Linked DNA regions of Homo sapiens: region 1 is linked to region 2. A link is an interaction called in ENCODE POLR2A ChIA-PET data of the cell type or tissue named here. Cell type or tissue: Panc1. All regions are shown on one strand. Each heading gives the region's core, and the rest is flanking DNA. Links, peaks and the distances in the headings are about the cores only.

The links. ChIA-PET counts read pairs that join two places held together with the same protein. Peaks named below come from ENCODE experiments on the same cell type or tissue, not always from the same donor. Only the 100,000 strongest peaks of a DNase experiment are listed, where the experiment ranks them.
Region 1: POLR2A ChIA-PET joins it to region 2 with 7 read pairs; 4 of 35 experiments call an interaction of 5 or more read pairs at or near these places.

What each region holds. Positions count from the first base shown.
Region 1 is chr2:69,183,245-69,192,624 of GRCh38, reverse strand. All of the region lies in intron 16 of ANTXR1 (ANTXR cell adhesion molecule 1), which reads right to left. Among named protein-coding and RNA genes, the nearest start is that of MIR3126, 84 kb to the right of the region's middle. In Panc1, for the core only: no CTCF peak of the experiment used is centred there; no DNase peak of the experiment used is centred there; H3K27ac peaks cover 4,240 bases.
Region 2 is chr2:69,273,262-69,282,641 of GRCh38, reverse strand. No RefSeq gene overlaps it. Among named protein-coding and RNA genes, the nearest start is that of GFPT1, 110 kb to the left of the region's middle. RefSeq lists an enhancer at 2,347-2,848. In Panc1, for the core only: no CTCF peak of the experiment used is centred there; no DNase peak of the experiment used is centred there; H3K27ac peaks cover 1,684 bases.

The DNA of each region.
Region 1 (9,380 bases), core at 978-8,977, 90 kb after region 2:
ACCTTACATGGCAGAAAGGACTTTGCAAATGTGATTAAGGTAAGAATGTTGAGATGGGGAGAGTATCCTGGACTATCCGGTGGGCTCAGTCTAACTGCATGGGTCCTTCCTAGAAGACCCATGGTGGCTTTTGGCAGGAGGGTCAAATCCAGAGAAGGAGATGTGCGGATAGAAGCAGAGTCACAGTGATTAGGTGTGAGACGGACTCAACCCAATGTTGCCGACTTTGGAAATGGAGGGCGGCCATAAACCAGTGGGTGTGGGCAGCCTCTAGCATCTATAAAAGACAAGGAAATAAATTCTCCTCTAGAGTCTCCAAAAGGAAAACAGCTCTGCCAACACCTTGATTTTAGTCTAGTGAGACCCGTTTGGGGCTTATGACATCTGGAACTGTAAGATAATAGATTCGTGTTGATTAAACCTTTAAGTTTCTGGTAATTCATTACAGCGACAAGAGGAAATTAATACAGTCCTTCTCACTCCCTGATATATTCTATGTTAATTTGCTGATTGTCTGTGCCCCCTGGAATGCCAGCTCCATGAAAGCAGGGGTATTGATGGTTTTGTTCACTTCTGTCTGCCTATCCCTTAGGACAACATCTGGTGCTCAATATATATTTGTTGGAGGAATGAATGTAACTAAGTGGTAGGTGCTTCCATGAGTGTTCTCTAATTGAATTGTCCCAGCAGTCCCAGAGGGCTGTGGAGAGGAAATGGAGGGTCAAAGAGAGATCAAGTAACTTGCCCAAAGGCAGATGGTTTATAAACCAGAGTTGAGATTGGAATCCATGTCTGTCTAATTCCAAATCACATATGCTTTCTATTACACCAATTGCAGATTCTTCCTCATGCAGATCTTCTGGTGAAAGCGCTTTAATTTAGATCCTTTAGAACATAGGGTTTCTCAGCTGTGGGTTGCAACCCTTTAAGCCCTTATGAAATCAATTTTGTATGGGACCAGAACTTTTAAGAAATAGAATAGAAGAGAAAATAGTAATTGCACATGGTGAGGATAAGCATTATTTTGTGAAAAATTTATCTCAGTTAAGTGTGTATGGGTGTGTGTATGACTGTGTGTGCACAAACTGGGCCAAAATGTAAAATGTATTTCCTACCCAAGCCTTAGGAACGTTTGAAAATCCTGATCTTGCAGGGGTCTTTGAATGACAGTGCTGGGAAGGCTGGAGGAGTCTAAAGAGTTTAAGTTCCTGGACACAAAGCATTTATATAGGGGCAGTGTTAAGAAGCATCTCAAATATTTCATGTTCTGAAATGATTTTCTGGTGGATTATATACACATATAAAATTGTGTTCTTTAATCTTTATAAACTGTTGTTTGAGTTCTTGTGGGTTTAACTTTGTCTTGTGGGTTAAACTTTGTCTTGCCAAGTGTAGTGTTTCTCATCTATTTTGGCAAGGAATTTACAAACGCCTTGAAAAATATTTTGAAATGATTTTAGAATGCTGGATAGAACTGCTGCTGTGTGCTGCATGGTTTTCTGTATTAAGCCGTTCCAATCACCAGCTAAATGTTTTCCTTTAAGGTTCTTTTGGATAAGCATTTATATTTCAGGATGTAACCAGGTGGGTTTCCTGGATGAATGCCTCTTTTTTCTTTCCCCTTCGTTTTCAGAAGGAGAGGACTCCCAGCATTTGGGTTTGTAAATCAGCCCACCCACAGAGCTGTGTGTGCTAATCACCCAACTCTGTGACAAATGGGCAATGAGATGGGGCAGAAAGAAGAACACTGGGCTGTTGAAGGAACACATTAATTAACTCAGCAGAAATTTAAAGTTACATGCATAGCAAAAGACCAGAAACCACCTAGATGTATAATACCAGGAGAATGAGTAGAAAATGATGTTTCTTTGTGGCAACAGATCACCCTACAGTGTAGTGTTTAAGCACAAAGTGACTGAAGCCAGCCTGCCCCAGTTTGTACTGTGGGTCTCCTTTTCACCAGCTCTATGGGTTAGATGAGTAGTTTCATCTCCCTAAGCCTTACTTTTCTCATATTTAAAGTGGAGATGATAATACTGTCTACTCTACAGACTTGCTATAAGACTTAAAATTAAATATTGAAGTTAGGTACTTGCCTCATAAAAGGTATTCATTAAATGTTACCTATGATCATAGTAAAGTCATTAAAATGATCATTTGGGAGGCTCTGTAGAGAGATGGAAAAGAATGTAATACAGAGTGTAGGAATCCAGCAATTTGAACTTTGTAAGCATGCATCTGTCCATCTTCTATTCTGTGCTTCTCCAAGACTATTTTCCTCTTACCCCCAAGCCACAGTTTTTATTCCTTCTGCCCCAATCACTCCACCCAAATTGCTCTTGCTAAGGCCACCCACGGCATCCCGACTGCCAAATGCCTTGACACTCATTTTGCTTGGTTCTTTGGGGAGATCCGCTGTGCTGGGCCTCTCCCCTGCACACTCTCCCTCAGTCTCTGTGCCACGAGCTTCTACCTGCTCCCTCCGACCTCTCTGCCAAGTCCTTTTCAGCTTCTTCTGCTCCTCCCCCTCTGCCTACACCTGACATGGTGGCCTTCATTTGGCACCTCTATTCTCATCTCTCAGCTGAGTGCTCTCATCTAGTCTCATGGGTCCAACTTCCACCTATCTGCCGGCAACTCAAAAATTCTATACTCAGCCCAGTCCTCTCTTGAGCTCCAGATCTGGGTATCTATTTACCTATTAAATCTTAATTGTAATGTGGATGTATCATATCACATCACAGCTATCAAAAAGTCAAACATTATAAACTGAACTAACTCTTCTCCCCAAACCTGCTCCTCCTTTTGCACACCCTGCCTTGATTCATGGCACCACCAATCTCTCCAGATGGGCACACTGGGTACCAGGAATCATTCTAACCTCCCTTCTCTCTGCCACCTGCTCATGTCCAACATCAACCGTGTCTCGTTAATGTTCTCTCTGTAGCAGCTCTGCTGCCGCCTCTTCCCATCCACCCCTGACCCACCACCTCCACAGCTCCTGCCTGGGCCCAGGCCCTCATCATCTGTCACTCATTCTGGGAATAGTTTCCTGATTGGCCTTTCATCTCCAGGGTTCCTGTCCTCTCTCCTATTGATTAATAAAGAATTTTACTGTGAGCCCAAATGGATGCACTGCAGTCAATAAAATGAACCATGAAACATCTTACTGGCCAGTGTGAATTTGGGTAAGTTACCTAACCCCTCTGTGCTCTGGTTTTGCATTTGTAGTTTCTACTGATCTGGGTGTCTATTTACCGATGGATAAGTACTTTCTACTTTCAAGGGCTGTTATCAATAATAAAGGCATTAGTGCATAGAAAGCGCTGCCCGACTTGCAGGGCATGCTTGATCCGGGTGAGCTGCTGTCATTGGGCTCTTCTGGCCAAGGCGAGATTAGCTAGTTCCAGGTGTATCCTTAGCATTCTGAGTTCTGATTGTCCCACAAATGAACCTAAACTCTCCAGTCTGTGGCATAGAAAACAATCCAGGCAATCAATACAACCTATAACCTCTTTCTACTCCTACAACAGGTAGTTTTTATGCAAGAGCTTTAGAAAAACAGTGTTTGCAACCAAGAAGTAAGCTTTAGAAAAAACAGTGTTTACAACCAAAATCAGAATAAAAAATAACTCTCAAAATTCAATGAGCACTGCATGACAAAGGCTCTTGGAACCTTGATTTTTCTGAATGTAGGCAGAAGTCTGTCATTTAAAGACAGTAGTAGTGGGCTCGTTAATAACAACCCTTTGGGGCTAGATGTGCCATAGAAGAGTCTTCTAAACAGTCTCTGGGCTTCACCTAAAGTCTTAGAGGATCCTTCTGAGTTGCCTCCGCTTTATCTATCTCAGACTTGGATGTCTGTCATGCACAAACCTCTCCACAGCATGCACTTAAGACACTGGTCCTCACTCCCTGGCAAAATGCCCAACTGCTTCTGTGAAGCTAGGACAAAGATTTATCCACAAGCCTCAAGCCCTCTGGCAGATTGTATTAGCTGACATTTATAAATAGCTTTCTTTCATTTGAAGTTGACAAATTTTGACTATAAAATGAGAAATTTACCAATTCCATGCTCCCAAACTGTATCTTAGCCACAGAAAATACCTGCCAATTCACAAAGGCAAAGTGGAAGTTCTATGTAAACTCTAGCTTTGGTTTCTTTCTAAGCAATAAGACTGTGCTGGGAATGATTATGCAGCCAGCATTCATAGCATTCTGGAGGTAGGGAGCCGGGCACGGTGGCACATGCCTATAATCCCAACACTCTGAGAGGCTGAGGTGGGAGGATCACTTGAGAGCAGCTTGGACAACACAGTGAGATCCCCATGTTTACAAAAAATTAAAAAAATTAGCTGGGTGTGATGGCTTATATCTGTAGTCCCAGCTACTTGGGAGACTGAGGTAGGAGAATCCCTTGAACCTAGGTTGATGCTACAGTGAGCTATATGATCGCACCACTGCACTACAGCCTGGGCGACAGAACAAGACCCTATTTTTAAATCAAACAAACAAAAAACCCAAAGCACCCTGGGTCATCAGCTTTTGTGGTGGGGTTTCCTCTTTTTTTTTTTTTTTTTTTTTTTTTTTGCCAGGCAGCAGTTGTATCTTTTCTTCTGGTTTGTCTGCCTTAGCCAGCTGGAAGACAGTCAGAGATTGAGAATTCTGAGAGTAGTTCAACTTATAAGGCCACTATAAACTGACACCTGACTTTTTACACTTTGAAATACATGGTAGGCCAGGTGCGGTGGCTTATGCCTGTAATCCTAGCACTATGGGCGGCCGAGGCGGTCAGATCAAGAGGTCAAGAGATTGAGATCATCCTGGCCAACATGATGAAACCCAGTCTGTACCAAAAAAAATACAAAAATTAGCTGGATGTGGTGGCACCCGCCTGTAGTCCCAGCTACTCGGGAGGCTGAGGCAGGAGAATCACTTGAACCTGGGAGGTGGAGGTTGTAGTGAGCTGAGATTGCGCCACTGCACTCCAGCCTGGTGACAGAGTGAGACTCTGTCTCAAAAAAAAAAAAAAAAAAAAAGAAATACATGATAAATAGTGTGACCCAGCTTTCCCCCAAAGGAAATAAATTAATGGATTTAACGGATAACGTCAGAAACTTTCCCTACACACAGACACACATGCACTCATGAGTGTGTGCATGCCATGCATAGGATAGATTTTGTTGCGCTTTTTTTTTTCTTCTTTTGGTTTTTAAGAAAATTTGCCCATATAGCTGGGCATGACTTCACTTGTCTGAAATGGTCAGCTCCAATTTAATGAGAAGCACGGGGTATTGTAAATCCGGGGGTGAAAACCAAGCAAAGGAAAATGCAGGCTAAATATCAGGGAAAATTTCCCGATCATGAGTCTGGAATGAGGAAGGGGGGAAGTGTGGTTGGTGTGGTTGGTGCCTTAAATTAGACGGGGAGATGGTGGGTGGAGAAGAGCCCACTGTGGACTTCTTCCCTCCGTGTGTTCTCTCTGGGTTTGCTTGGCAAATGTGCTCACCTGCTTCTCAAAAACCCCATTTCATGTAAAGCAATGGGTCTAATGCAATGCAATTCAGTAAGTACACGATTCTGGCTCCTTTCACTGGGGAGCCATGAGTCTTTCCAATACCTGCTGACAGTTTTGTGTGAGGTAGAGCTGTTGTTCTCCTTGCTTATAGCAGAGGTACAAGGCAGGCAGCGAGTGGATGGGTCACTCTCCCTGACCTGCCGGCCCCCATCCATTCTCTGCCTGCCTTCTCCATGCCTTGGAAGCCTGCCTCTGGATCACCTAGCTGCCCTTTGGTCTTGGTCTGTAAAGAGCCAAGGATTTGCAGGGCAAGAGGCAACATTATATAGGTACTTATATAACCTTTTAAAAATGTAAAAACCATTCTTTGTTTGCAGATCATATAAAAACAGGTGGATTTAGATTGTCAACTAAAGAAACAGTTCCTGTCGAGTAGTCTCTTTGCAGGGCTACAGCTCTTTCTGGAACCCAGTAACACCATTTCCCCACATGCTCTTCAGGTGTAACAGCTCTCGCTGTTGCCAGCCCCTGGTTGCCCCATCATCCCTGGGGATTCCCTTCGCTTTGCCCACATCTCTGTTAGTTCAACTCTTTTCAGTGTGCTTTCTGTTTCCTATTAGGACCACGGTGAGTTCGGGAAAGGGAAGCAGAGTTTATGGTACCACATAAGGCTAAATGTTTTGTCCAAGGCTGAGCAAATGTCCTTAGGCATTGTGGCTAGCACGGGACTCATTGTGGATCGAACATCATGTAAAATAGGATGAACCCTGAGATTCTGGAAGCAAGCCTGCCTTACTTCTGGACGGAGAGCACACATGATTACTTTTGAATTTCTTCCTGTGCTTCTATCCTTCTTGTTGCATCTAAAACAATCTCTTTTTCTCTTCTCTCCTCAGAGAGATGGCATGAAGAATGTCAGTTTTCTGGATAGAGTATGCCAAAATGGTCTGTGTGGTTTGACTGGCAGGATGCTCTGGGGAGTGGTTTCATAATTACCGTTCATGCCTCAGCTCTTTAATAAGGGATGAGCCAGGTACAACACTGTTTACTGGGGATTCAAAGCATAGCTGGTGCCTGCGGGGGGTCAAATCTAGTGGAGAGAAGGCTCATAAACATGAGTAATCACACCAACGGCTATGTATGCATTTCCTCTACAGTAGAAGGAGCTGAGTAAGCATTGGCATTGGCTGTTCCACCAGGCAAAAGGAGGATTCATGCTCTGCACGTCCTAACGAGGGAGTCCTGCCGAGGAGCTCTTCAAGTCCACCGGCATCCTAGGTCATTTCCATCTGGCCTTTTAGTTGACTCCTAAGACACTCAGATTCCCAACCACTTAACATTAATTCAGCAGTTGTGTTTGTGGTAAAAATGGACCCAGTGTGAACATTAATGTGGCTCTCCTTGCTGAGATGCCTGAAAAATCACCGCAGTGCAATCATGGCCTCTTTGCCTATTTTAACAATCCAGGCACCACAGTTCCTGCCCTCCAAGGACTTCCTATGGAATGCTGGCTGGGACCTTTGGTGACAACTCTTCTTCTTTTTTTTTTTTTTTTCTTTTTTTATTTGAGATAGAGTCTTGCCCTGTTGCCCAGGCTGGAGTGCAATGGCACAGTCTCAGCTCACTGCAACCTCTGCCTCCTGGGTTCAAATGATTCTCCTGCCTCAGCCTCCTGAGTAGCTGGGATTACAGGCACCCACAACCACGCCCAGCTAATTTTTGTATTTTTAGTAGAGACAGGGTTTCACCATGTTGGCCGGGGCTGGTCTCAAACTCCTGACCTTGTGATCCACCCTCCTCGGCCTCCCAAAATGCTGGGATTACAGGCATGAGCCACTGCGCCCAGCTGGTGACAACTTCTTAACTCAGCTTGTTAAAACCCAGATGGCTGGGCCCCACTTCCAGCGTTTTTGATTTAGTAGATCTTAGGTGGGGCCGAAGAATGTCCATTTCTAACAAGTTCTTGGGTGATGCTGATGCTGCTGTTCCAGGGACCACCTTTGAGAGCCAGTGCTTTACTACAGAGACTAAAAAGAAGCTCAAGAGTCAGGACTGATGAAGTGATAATTGGGGCAACAGAGGCCTATCACTCAGGGAGTCTGGAAGTGAAATTAGAGAAGGGAGGCATTGTGAACAAAAGGAGTTTCACTTGATAGGAAAAGATGGGCGAATGCTGAGAGCCAGTGTGCTTTTGGAGGACTTTTGTGAGATTCTGGGTCACTGGGCCTGGGAATCTGTATTTTTTAAATCACTCTCAGGTGATTCTGACACTCAGCCGGGTTTGAAAGCCTCTGTATATTCAACATCCTACAGTGCCTGGCACACAGTAGCTGCACAATGAATACTCACTGAATTGATACTAATTCCAAGTGGGTGTTGGGAATGTTTTTAGATTTCTAAACGTATTGGCCCATATACTTATTTATCTCATCAAATTCAGTCCTAAACCGCCAGTCAATAGAGGACTATGCTCTCAAGTAGAAACCGGAGTTTTCAAACAGAATTAATGTTCTCTCAGTGTCCAAGATTACAGAAACAAAAACCTGGCTGTAACCAAAGATGTGGCGTTAGTCACAAGGTACAGATTCCTGAGAACGGCATAACAGAAAATCCCCTTTCTTCTTCATGGCTGAGAATCTGCTTGGCTCCTTCCTGTCTGCACATGCATGCACGCCACTGCATGTTCTTCATTAGAAAATAATTAGAAGCAAACAGCTGTTATTCAAGCAAGCTGCATTTTGCCCACATCTTTCCAGAGTTCAATCCATTACCCCAGAGGGCAGGCTTATCCTAAAAAAAGAATCTCACTGCTTCAAACATGGCAAACCAAAATAGAAATGCGTGGCAATTCAGGTGAGCTTGAGCTAGCTCAGCTGAGGAAAGGTAACCACCAATAACGTTTCGCTACACTGCCTGAAATGGTACTTCTTTTGATTTGTTGGAGAAGCCCTGATCCAAAATTAGCAAATTAACTCAGCGAATGATGAAAATAATCTTTGTTGCTATTGGAAGGGGGGTAAGGCTGTGTGTGTGTGTGTGTGTGAGTGTGTGTATGTGTATGGATGGTGATGGGAGCTGGCTCTATTGAGTCTTTGACTTGAGGCTTTGGAGTTGGTTCGGTTCTGTTTGCAGCTTGAAACTGGAGTCTGTAGCCCTGAGTTGGGGGCCTTGTTTTCCAGACCTCAGCAGAACAAGGACTTTGCCTATCTCAGTATGAAATCAGAGAGTGGGGACAGATTATGTCTAGAGTCTTTTCAGCTATAATTTTCCAGTGCTCTCTGACAAGTGGCATAGTGCAGATGTTTATGGGCATGGCTAAAGATTGAAGGTGTTAACTGAATCATGTGAATTCAAAGCCATTTGGACCAAGAAGAATAGAAAAGAGGCCTTCAGGCTGGGCATGGTGGCCCATGCCTGTAATCTTAGCACTTTGGGAGGCCGAGGTGGGCAGACTGCTTTATCAGGAGTGCAAGACAGGCCTGGGCAACATAGTGAAATCCGTCCCTCAAAAAAAAAAAAAAAAAAAAAAAAACAAAAATTAGCTGGGTGTGGTGGTGCGTGCCCGTAGTCCCAGCTACTTGGGGGTTGAGGTGGGAGGATGGCTTGAGCCTGGGAGGTCGAGGTTGCAGTGAGCAGAGATCACACAACTGCACTCCAGCCTGGGTGACAGAGTGAGAACCTGTCTCAAAAAATAAATAAATAGAAAATAAAAAAGAGGCCTTTAGGAAACATTAACTGCCTCCAACGGTTTACACTTCCCAATAAACCAAAGAGGATTTTAAGATCTGGAGGTGTGGGGGAAAGACAGATGGTGGAGAAAAAAGATTTGCTTACAACCAGAAAGAGTGAGTCCTAGATCCAT
Region 2 (9,380 bases), core at 789-8,788:
GCTTTTACTCAGTTGTCCTGGTTAAAAAAATAATGCAGGTCAGGTGCAGTGGCTCATGCCTATAATCCTAGCACTTTGGGAGGCAGAGGTGGGAGGATTGATTGAGCTCAGGAGTTCGAGACTGGAGTTTGAGACCAGCCTGGGCAATGTAGTGAGACCATGTCTCTACAAAAAACTTAAAAATTAGTTAGGCATGACTTAAATGTTAGACCTAAAACCGTAAAAACCCTAGAAGAAAACCTAGGCAATACCATTCAGGACAGAGGCATGGGCAAAGACTTCATGACTAAAACACCAAAAGCAATGGCAACAAAAGCCAAAATAGACAGATGGGATCTAATTAAACTAAAGAGCTTCTGCACAGCAAAAGAAACTACCATCAGAGTGAACAGGCAACCTACAGAATGAAAGAAAATGTTCGCAATCTACCCATCTCACAAAGGGCTAATATCTAGAATCTACAAAGAATTTAAACAAATTTACAAGAAAAAATCAAACAACTCCATCAAAAAGTAGGCAAAGGATATGAACAGACGCTTCTCAAAAGAAGACTTTTATGCAGCCAACAGACACATGAAGAAATGCTCATCATCACTGGCCATCAGAGAAATGCAAATCAAAACCACAATGAGGTACCATCTCACATGAGTTAGAATGGTGACCATTAAAAAGGAAACAACAGGTGCTGGAAAGGATATGGAGAAATAGGAACACTTTTACACTGTTGATGGGAGTGTAAACTAGTTCAACCATTGTGGAAGACAGTGTGGCAGTTCCTCAAGGATCTAGAACTAGGAATACCATTTGACCCAGCCATCCCATTACTGGGTATATACCCAAAGGATTATAAATCATGCTACTATAAAGACACATGCACACGTATGTTTATTGTGGCACTATTCACAATAGCAAAGACTTGGAACCAACCCAAATGTCCATCAATAATAGACTGGATTAAGAAAATGTGGCACATATATACCGTGGAATACTATGCAACCATAAAAAAGGATGAGTTCATGTCCTTTGCAGGGACATGGATGAAGCTGGAAACCATCATTCTGAGCAAACTATTGCAAGGACAGAAAACCGAACACCGCATGTTCTCACTCATAGTTGGGAACTGAACAATGAGAACACATGGACACAGGAAGGGGATCATCACACACCAGGGCCTGTCAGGAGGTGGGGGGCTGGGGGAGGGATAGCATTAGGAGATATACCTAATGTAAATGATGAGTTAATGGGTGCAGCACGCCAACATGGCACATGTATACATATGTAACAAACTTGCACATTGTGCACATGTACCGTAGAACTGAAAGTACTATAAAAAATTAAAAGAATGAAAGATGGTTAGCCAAAAAGAAAAATTAATTAGGCATGGTGGTGCATGCCTGTATTCAGCTACTCAGGAGGCTGAGGTGGGAGGATTGAGCCCAGGAGGTGGAGGCTGCAGTGAGCCATGATTGTGCCACTGCACTCCAGCCTGGGTGACAGAGTGAGTCTCTGTCTCAAAAAAACAAAAATAAAACAACAAAGAAACAAAAACAGACAAGCTTTGCTGGGGTGTATTTGTTATACCCCTGGTGGGTTCCTAAAGACTGTGCCTCTGACAGCCTGGGAACAGGTGGTGGTGGGGCTTACACCAGGGACAAGTGTGAGATGGTCATGACTGGGCAGGCCCTGTCAGGGTCCGAAGGTTGAGAACAGTCTTACCATTTCCAGCCCCAAGTCCAAGTCTTCAAATTCCTTATTCAGGTTCCAGGGTGGCTGGTCCCATCTCTCCATCAGGACTCCCCAGTGAGGGTCCTCACCTATGAGATTCATGTCTTCGGTCCCATTTGGGAAGCTCTCCCTCAACGTGGAAACCTTTTGTGGATCCACAAAGAGCGGTCCTGCTGTAAATCTGGGTGGGCATCAGGCACTGAGGAATTATGATCGCCTTTTCCGATGTGGTTCATTGTGCAGCTAATTCTCACTGGTTATGCTGAGCGAGGATTCTTTGAGATTTTGTAAGGAAATTTCCTCATATTTTCCATTCCTTTCTTCCTAGAGACATTTTGCTGGCAGAGCAACAGCAACTTCTCTCAGCAGCCAGATGAGAAACAGAGCTTGGAGGCAGAGGCGAGAACAGTGCTGATGTGGCCGGTGCTGTTCCTTGGAATTAAAAAAAGGCAGTCCCACTTGGGGCCATTTTTCTGAAAAGTGAAGGGAAATGTAAAACATAAAACGGACCTAATCTCAAGAAAAGTGGACCCTGCTATGTGGGGAGAGATGGTTCTGGGTGAGATGATGCCGCAGTTCTCTATTAATACTTAGGTCATTGACACTCACCTTTTCATGTCGCAAGCCTGGCCTTGGTCTCTGGTCATGGACATGCCACACTCGTGGGTCGTGAGGGTTGGCCCTCTGCCTTATCTTCCCCAAAGACAGACTCACTGGCTCCTGAGCCCCAGGGATCTCCAAAAAGGGGCCTTTGTTGTGGGGACAGCCCCATCATCCCAGCTGGTGGCTACCTTCCAGCAGGTGTTATGTGGCTATGTCCCAGTTCCCAAGTTGCTGACCTTGTGTGATCTCTTCCCCACCCCTGCTGTGATGCTGGAATGACAACAGTTCCTCAAATCTGCAGAGCACTTTCAACTTCCAAAGGTCTTTGGCGAACACTGCCACTAATGTAATCCCTGACTTCCCATTAAGTTTGTGTTTAAGGAATTGTTATAACTTTTAAAGAAAATTATAAAATCAAAACAGCACACATAAATGGTTTTTAAAGAAGCAGAAAATATTACAGAAAGGCCAACAATGAAAACTTCCATTTCTCATGTCATCGCCAACCACCCCATGTTCTCCTTCCTAGAGGAAACCACTCTTAATGGTTTCTTTCTTTTAATTTAGTTTTTATTTTATTTTATTTTACCATGCCTTACAAGGCTTGTTATTAAAACAGCAGTATCAGGTTTCTTATCGGGATGATGAAATGATCTAAAACTAGACTATGGTGATGGTTGCACAGCTCTGTGAATATACTAAAACCCACTGAGTTGTACCCTTTAGATGGGTGAACTTTACAGTATGTAAATTATATCTTAATACAGAGCTGGACATTTTTCAGCAATGTGAAACATGTGATGTGATTTCAGTCCTATTAGGCAAATAAAGCAATTTGCGAGGGCTTTGAGAAGACACATAATCCCTAAATGGATAGACATGTGGCGTTAATTATTGATCACAATAGTTACTAACCATATAGTCACTGCTCTTAGAATAACACAGATTACTGTCTGGTCTACAAAGTCACATATGCAGAAAAATTCTTGTTTCTTTAGATATTGTCTGTGTTGACATACACTCAAAAATGTTGATGTTCTTTCTTCTACTTTGCTGACATCATATTTTCATTAAATACATGCTGCAGTATACTAAAAAAAATTATATCTCAAGCTGTTAGAAAAGGAGGCGGAGGCTGGGCACGGTGGCTCATGCCTGTAATCCCAGGACTTTGGGGAGGCCAAGGCGGGCGGATCACCTGAGGTCAGGGGTTTGAGACCAGCCTGGCCAACATGGTGAAATCCTGTCTCTACTAAAGATACAAAAATGAGCCAGGTGTGGTGGCGCGTGCCTGTAGTCCCAGCTACTTGGGAGGCTGAGGCAGGAGAATAGCTTGAACCTGGGAGACGGAGGTTATAGTGAGCCGAGATCGCACCACTGCACTCCAGCCTGGGAGAAAGCAAGACTCTGTCTTTTAAAAAAAAAAAAAAAAAAAAGACAGTCTCCTGACTCCCCCCTTCCAACTGCCACCACTGTCTCACTTCCTGAAGGCCATTACTTTCAAACAGCGTGATATTTTCTTCCATATTGCTAAATTATTTGTTTGCAATGTTATTTCTTCATTACTTAGTTTTAGGCATTTACTATTGACTTCCCATTAAAAAAAGATGAGGCTTTAACTTTCTTCCCTCTAACTGCCTTGGCCCCCACCATACCAAATATGCACTTCCCACCCCTCATCCTTCTCACAGAGAGTTACAGATATCCTGGTTAACACAGTGTTTCTGTTTATATTAACATGACGACAAAAGCACCACTGGCAGCTGTCCAGTTGTGTGGCGTGGAGGAGGGCATTCGAGGGTTTCACTGATTCTTAATTTGTCAACCTCCTATCTTCCCCTCTCTCTCACTTCTATTTCCCAAGGTCCCTGGATTCCAAATCTTTTGTTTCATCCAACGTGTAAATGATGCTTCATTGAGGCTTTCTCTACTGTGAGCGTGGAATTCAGTTTTTTTGGGGGGGGTCTCTGATTATTTATCACTCGTCCATCTGCCATTCAATTTCTGAAATTTTGTTGCTTTTTCTCATCTCACATTCTTGTCTTTTCTTGAGACAGATTTGTTGACATATAATTTATAGACCATACAATTTATTCATTTAAGGTGTACAACTCAGTAGCTTTTAGTATATTCAGAGAGTTGTGCATCCATCACCACAATCAATTTTGGAATATTTTCATCTTTTTATTTTTCTTTCTCCCACCCTTGATATCCTATCATCTCTTTTTCTGAGTTTATGCCTTTAAACATTCCTTTCAATTTTTTGAATTCCTTAGAATTTCCTTTGAATTCACTTGAGCCCAGGAGTTCGAGACCAGCCTGGGCAACATAGTGAGACTCAATCACTACAAAAATAAACTTGCTGGGTGTGGTGGTGTGCACCTGTAGTTCTAGCTACTCAGGAGGCTGAGGTGGGAGGATCCCTTGAGCCTCGGAGGCGGAGGTTGGAAGTTTAACCTCTTGCATTGGATCTATTGCTTTCTGGGTCCCGTGTCTTATCCTTTCTTTTTTAATTGTCTTATTTTGCTGGACTATATCATCAAGTATATTCATTAAAAGGTAGTAAATTTTTCATTCCTTCCAGGTCTGAAAATGTCTTTGTCCTAATTTTATACTTGGCAAGGTATAGAATTTTAGCTGAAACTGTGTTTTTTCTCAGGAGTTTGAAGCCTTTGTTCCACTGCTTTTTAGAATCTAAGATTTCTGTTGAGAGGTCTCATACCGATCTAGTTATTGTTCTCCTGTAGACAACTTTTTAAAACCTTTTGGGAAGCTTTTAGCATTTTCTCTTTATCCTTGGGGGGTCTTGAAATTTCATAATATGTCTGTCTATCTGTCTAGCTATCAATCTTCCTCTATCTATTCTCTTGTGCAGTGTACTTGGTTGATCCTTCAGTCTAAAGACTTGTGTCTTTCAACTTGGGGATTTTGGGGTACTATTTTAAAAACAATTCTCCTCCTTCTGTTTCCTGTATTCTCTCTTTTTCCTTTGGGACTTTTACCAGTCAGATGATGAACATTTCTGGGTTGGTTCTTTTTGTCTCATATATATATGTGTGTGTGTGTGTATATATATATATATATATACTTTTTTTTTTTTTTGAGATGGAGTCTTGCTCTGTCGCCAGGCTGGAGTGCAGTGGCATGATCTTGGCTCACTGCAACCTCCGCCTCCCAGGTTCAAGCGCTTTTCCTGCCTCAGCCTCCTGAGGAGCTGGGATTACAGGTGTCTGCCACCATGCCCAGCTAATTTATTTTTGTGTTTTTAGTAGAGATGGGGTTTCACCATATTGGCCAGACTGGTCTTGAACTCCTGACCTTGTGATCTGCCCGCCTTGGCCTCCCAAAGTGCTGGGGTTACAGGCATGAGCCACCGTGCCCAGCCCTGTCTTATATATTTTTTAAAAAAATTAAGATTTCCTTTTGTTCTCCCTGATGAAAATTTCCCAAACATTATTTTCCAATCATTCTGATGATTTTTTCTCTTTTCTTAGATTGCTCCTTAGATGAATAGTCTTTTGTTATTATCTTGTGTGACATTGTCTCAAATCTCTCTGAGTACATTAGTTAGAGATCTCCTTCTCTTCTGCCTTTTGAATTACCCATTTCTGATTGTTTGCATCGGTCTTTTTATTTTACGGTATAGGCTTCCCTCAAGTGTATAATGAGGTTTTAGTTGTTTGGTTATATTTGAGAATGAGGCAATAAGAAAAGGTGATTGTGAATCTGTGTGTGGAAGCGGAGCTTGTCAACAGGTAGGCTTTCCTTTAAGGATAGTGGGCAGGAAGTTGAACCTTAGCAAGAAAACTCCAAATGCCCTACGCCAGCTGCTGTAGCTTTTCCCAGTTTTACCCCTCCAAAAGAGAAGAACCTTGTGCTTTGTTTGTTCGGAGTAGGGAGGTGGTTATTACAGCACACCAGCCTGCTGGGAATTCTGTACATGGTGGAGGTAGGAGATGAGTTGAGGACGACTGCTCTACATATAGACTTTCATTGATCTCTTTGATTTCAGCCCTTCATCCCACTCCCACCCTAGCACCTGGCATTTCTGAGTTGGGAGTCTCTCTGGGGCTGTTCAGGACAGAGGTCTTCCTCTGTAGCTGCCCCCTACCCCCACTCATCAGTCTTATAGGCTGTAGCATCCTCTATCTTGTTTCATCTTTTGTCAGCTCCTTAAGTATTGTTTTTTATTTTTCAGAAATTTATTGAAATCTATTGTCCCTTGGTGACTACTCACACTTTCTTCATGGTGATGGACTTTTAGATATTTTTATTGTCATTTTAATGTGGTCTTGCAAGGCAGTGTGCTATCTTGAATTAGAAACTCTCTGTTAGTTTCAACAGGTATAGTGGAAAGATCTTGGTTGGGTTCCTTGACAGCTCTGCATTCTAGTTATATAGTTCAATGCATTTTTATGTCCTGTCATTCTTTCTAGCTGTGGCACTGCTATTATGTGGAAGCCTGGAAAAGTATTGAGAAAAGTTAGCTAATCAATTCATATTTTTGAGGCCCAGGTTCCCTACTTTTAAGTTATTCATGCTGTTAGCTACCATGATTCTAGTAGGTATATGGTTTTGTGCAAAATGCTGGAAAAACAAAGATGAATAAGTCATGGTTCCTTCCTGTCAGGAAGGTGGGGGTTGGGTAGAGACTAAAGAATAAGATTTTACTGTGAGTGGTATGATACAGATATACCAGAATAGGAGAAATCAGGGAAGGTATCACAGAGAAAGTGATATTTAAGCTTTAAATTAGAGTTATCCAGGCTTACAAGGGGGAAGGCAGGCATTCCGGGCAAATGGGCCAGCAAGTACCTAAGTGTGCAGTCATGACAGAACTTGGTGATTTTAGGGACAGAGCATAGGGTACTTGTGGAGGAACGGTGAGAAGTGAGACTGGAGAGTTAATAATGGCAGCCAACACATCATACATGTGCAATCACTACTTATATTTACAGATGGGGAAACTAAGGCACAGACTTACATGACCTTAAGATCCCTTAGTTAATAAGTCAGAGAGCTGGGATTTGATCCCTGGCAGTCTGGCTTAGAGTTCATTTTTTTTGTCAGGGGTTAGGTGATATGGTCTTATTTTTATTTTTTTTAATTGACACATAATAAGTGCACGTATTTGGGGGCACATGCGATATTTTGATTCATTCATATAATATTTAATTTTCAAATCAGGGTAATTGGGATATTCATTATCTTAACCATTTGTTTTATTTATGCAAGGAACATTTAAATTATTCTCTTCTAGCTGTTTTGAAAATAGTGTTCACACCAGGTCTTATTTCTTCTATCTAACTATATTTTTGTACACATCAATCAACCTCTCTTCATACCTCTCCACTTCTCTACATTTCTAGGATTCTGGTAACCATCATTCTACTCTCCATCTTCATGAGATTCACTTTTGTAGCTTCCAAATATGAGTGAAAACATGTGATGTTTGTCTTTCTGTACCTGGCTTATGTCATTTAACATAACAACCTCCAGTTCCATCCATGTTGCTGCAAACGTAGCATCTCATGTCCTGCTCATTTTTATGGATGAATAATACACATTTTCTTCATCCATTCATTTGCTGATGAGCACTTAGGTTGATTCAGTATTTTGGCTATTGTGAGTAGTGCTGCAATAAACATGGGAGTCCAGGTATCTCTTCAATATATTGATTTCCTTTCTTTTGCATATATACCCAGTAGTGAGATTGCTGGATCACATGGTAGTTCTATTTTTAGCTTTTTGAGGAACCGCCATACTGTTTTCCATAGAGATTGTACTAATTTACATTCCCACCAAGAGTGTATGAGGGTTCCCCTTTCTCCATATTCTTGCCAGCTTCTGTTATTCCTTGTCTTTTTTATGAAATCGATTTTAATTGGGGTGACATGCTACCTCATCGTGGTTTTGATTTGCATTTCTTTGGCGATGAGGGAAAGATAATAAGCATTTTAGTAAGGAGTTTGGGTTTTTTCCTGCACACAGACTTTAAGGTAGGTGAATAAAATGATCAATGCTGCGTTTTAGAGCCATAACTCTGGAGCCACCATTTGAGAGAGTGTTAGACCAGAGTCAGGGAGTGCAGAGAGCAAGTTAGGGAATGATTATTCTATGTACCAACAACAGATGATGGTTCTTGAATTTAGAAGTGGAAAGGGCTGCAATGGAAGAGTCCATCGAGTTATGTCAGAGGTGAAATCAACAGGACATGGTCACCGACTAGATGTAGGAGTTAGGAGAAAATTAGGGTCAGGATTAGGTGGCTGAGCCACTGGTAGTTTGCTAAATTTGAGAATGCAAGATGAACAGGCCTGGAGAAGAAAAAGAGAATGACTCAGTGTTGAGCACGGTGTAATTGAGGTGACTGCACAATATCCAGGTAGTCATGTCCAGAACTGGTTGGGAGGATGTGTCTGGGATGCTGGGAGGACATCTGTGTTGGAGGTACAGATTCAGAAGTCACTGGCTCATAAGGAAAATTGAAATCATAGGCATGGATATGACGAGAATATGTGTTATGGAGAGAGTCAAGCCCAGAGTCCTGGAAAGCATCAGAATGTATGAGCGCTGTGCCTGAGAACTTGGTTGATAGTATCCTTGAGGAGGGGTGGAGGGGTGTGGGTGGGGGAGGAGGTGGGAGGATTCCAGTAGTGCCTCTGGGGCTGTGGAACGTGAGGCTGAGGATTGGGAGGGAGGTCCCTGAAGGGCAGAAGGAGGAGGCCAGTGGTGAGGCGGTGATAGAGACAGGAATCTTCCCAGATATGAGGACTTTAGTGATGACAGAAGAAAGGGGTGGCAGGGAGGGTAGCATTCAAAAGTGCTGGAGTGAAGAGAAGATGCTTGATTGAGTTGAGTGATCAAAGGTGCTCTAGAAGGTGGATGAGGAAAAGGCAGGAAACATTCCCAACTGGCCTCTCTTCTCTCAGCAATTTCTGGTCCGCTTGGGCAGACTGCCTGTCCCTGCAGGTGGCGGTCAGCCCGTATAGATCTGCAGAGCGGAATCTGGCTTCCTGAAGTGCTGATGTGCTAGAACCACTGCAAACGTT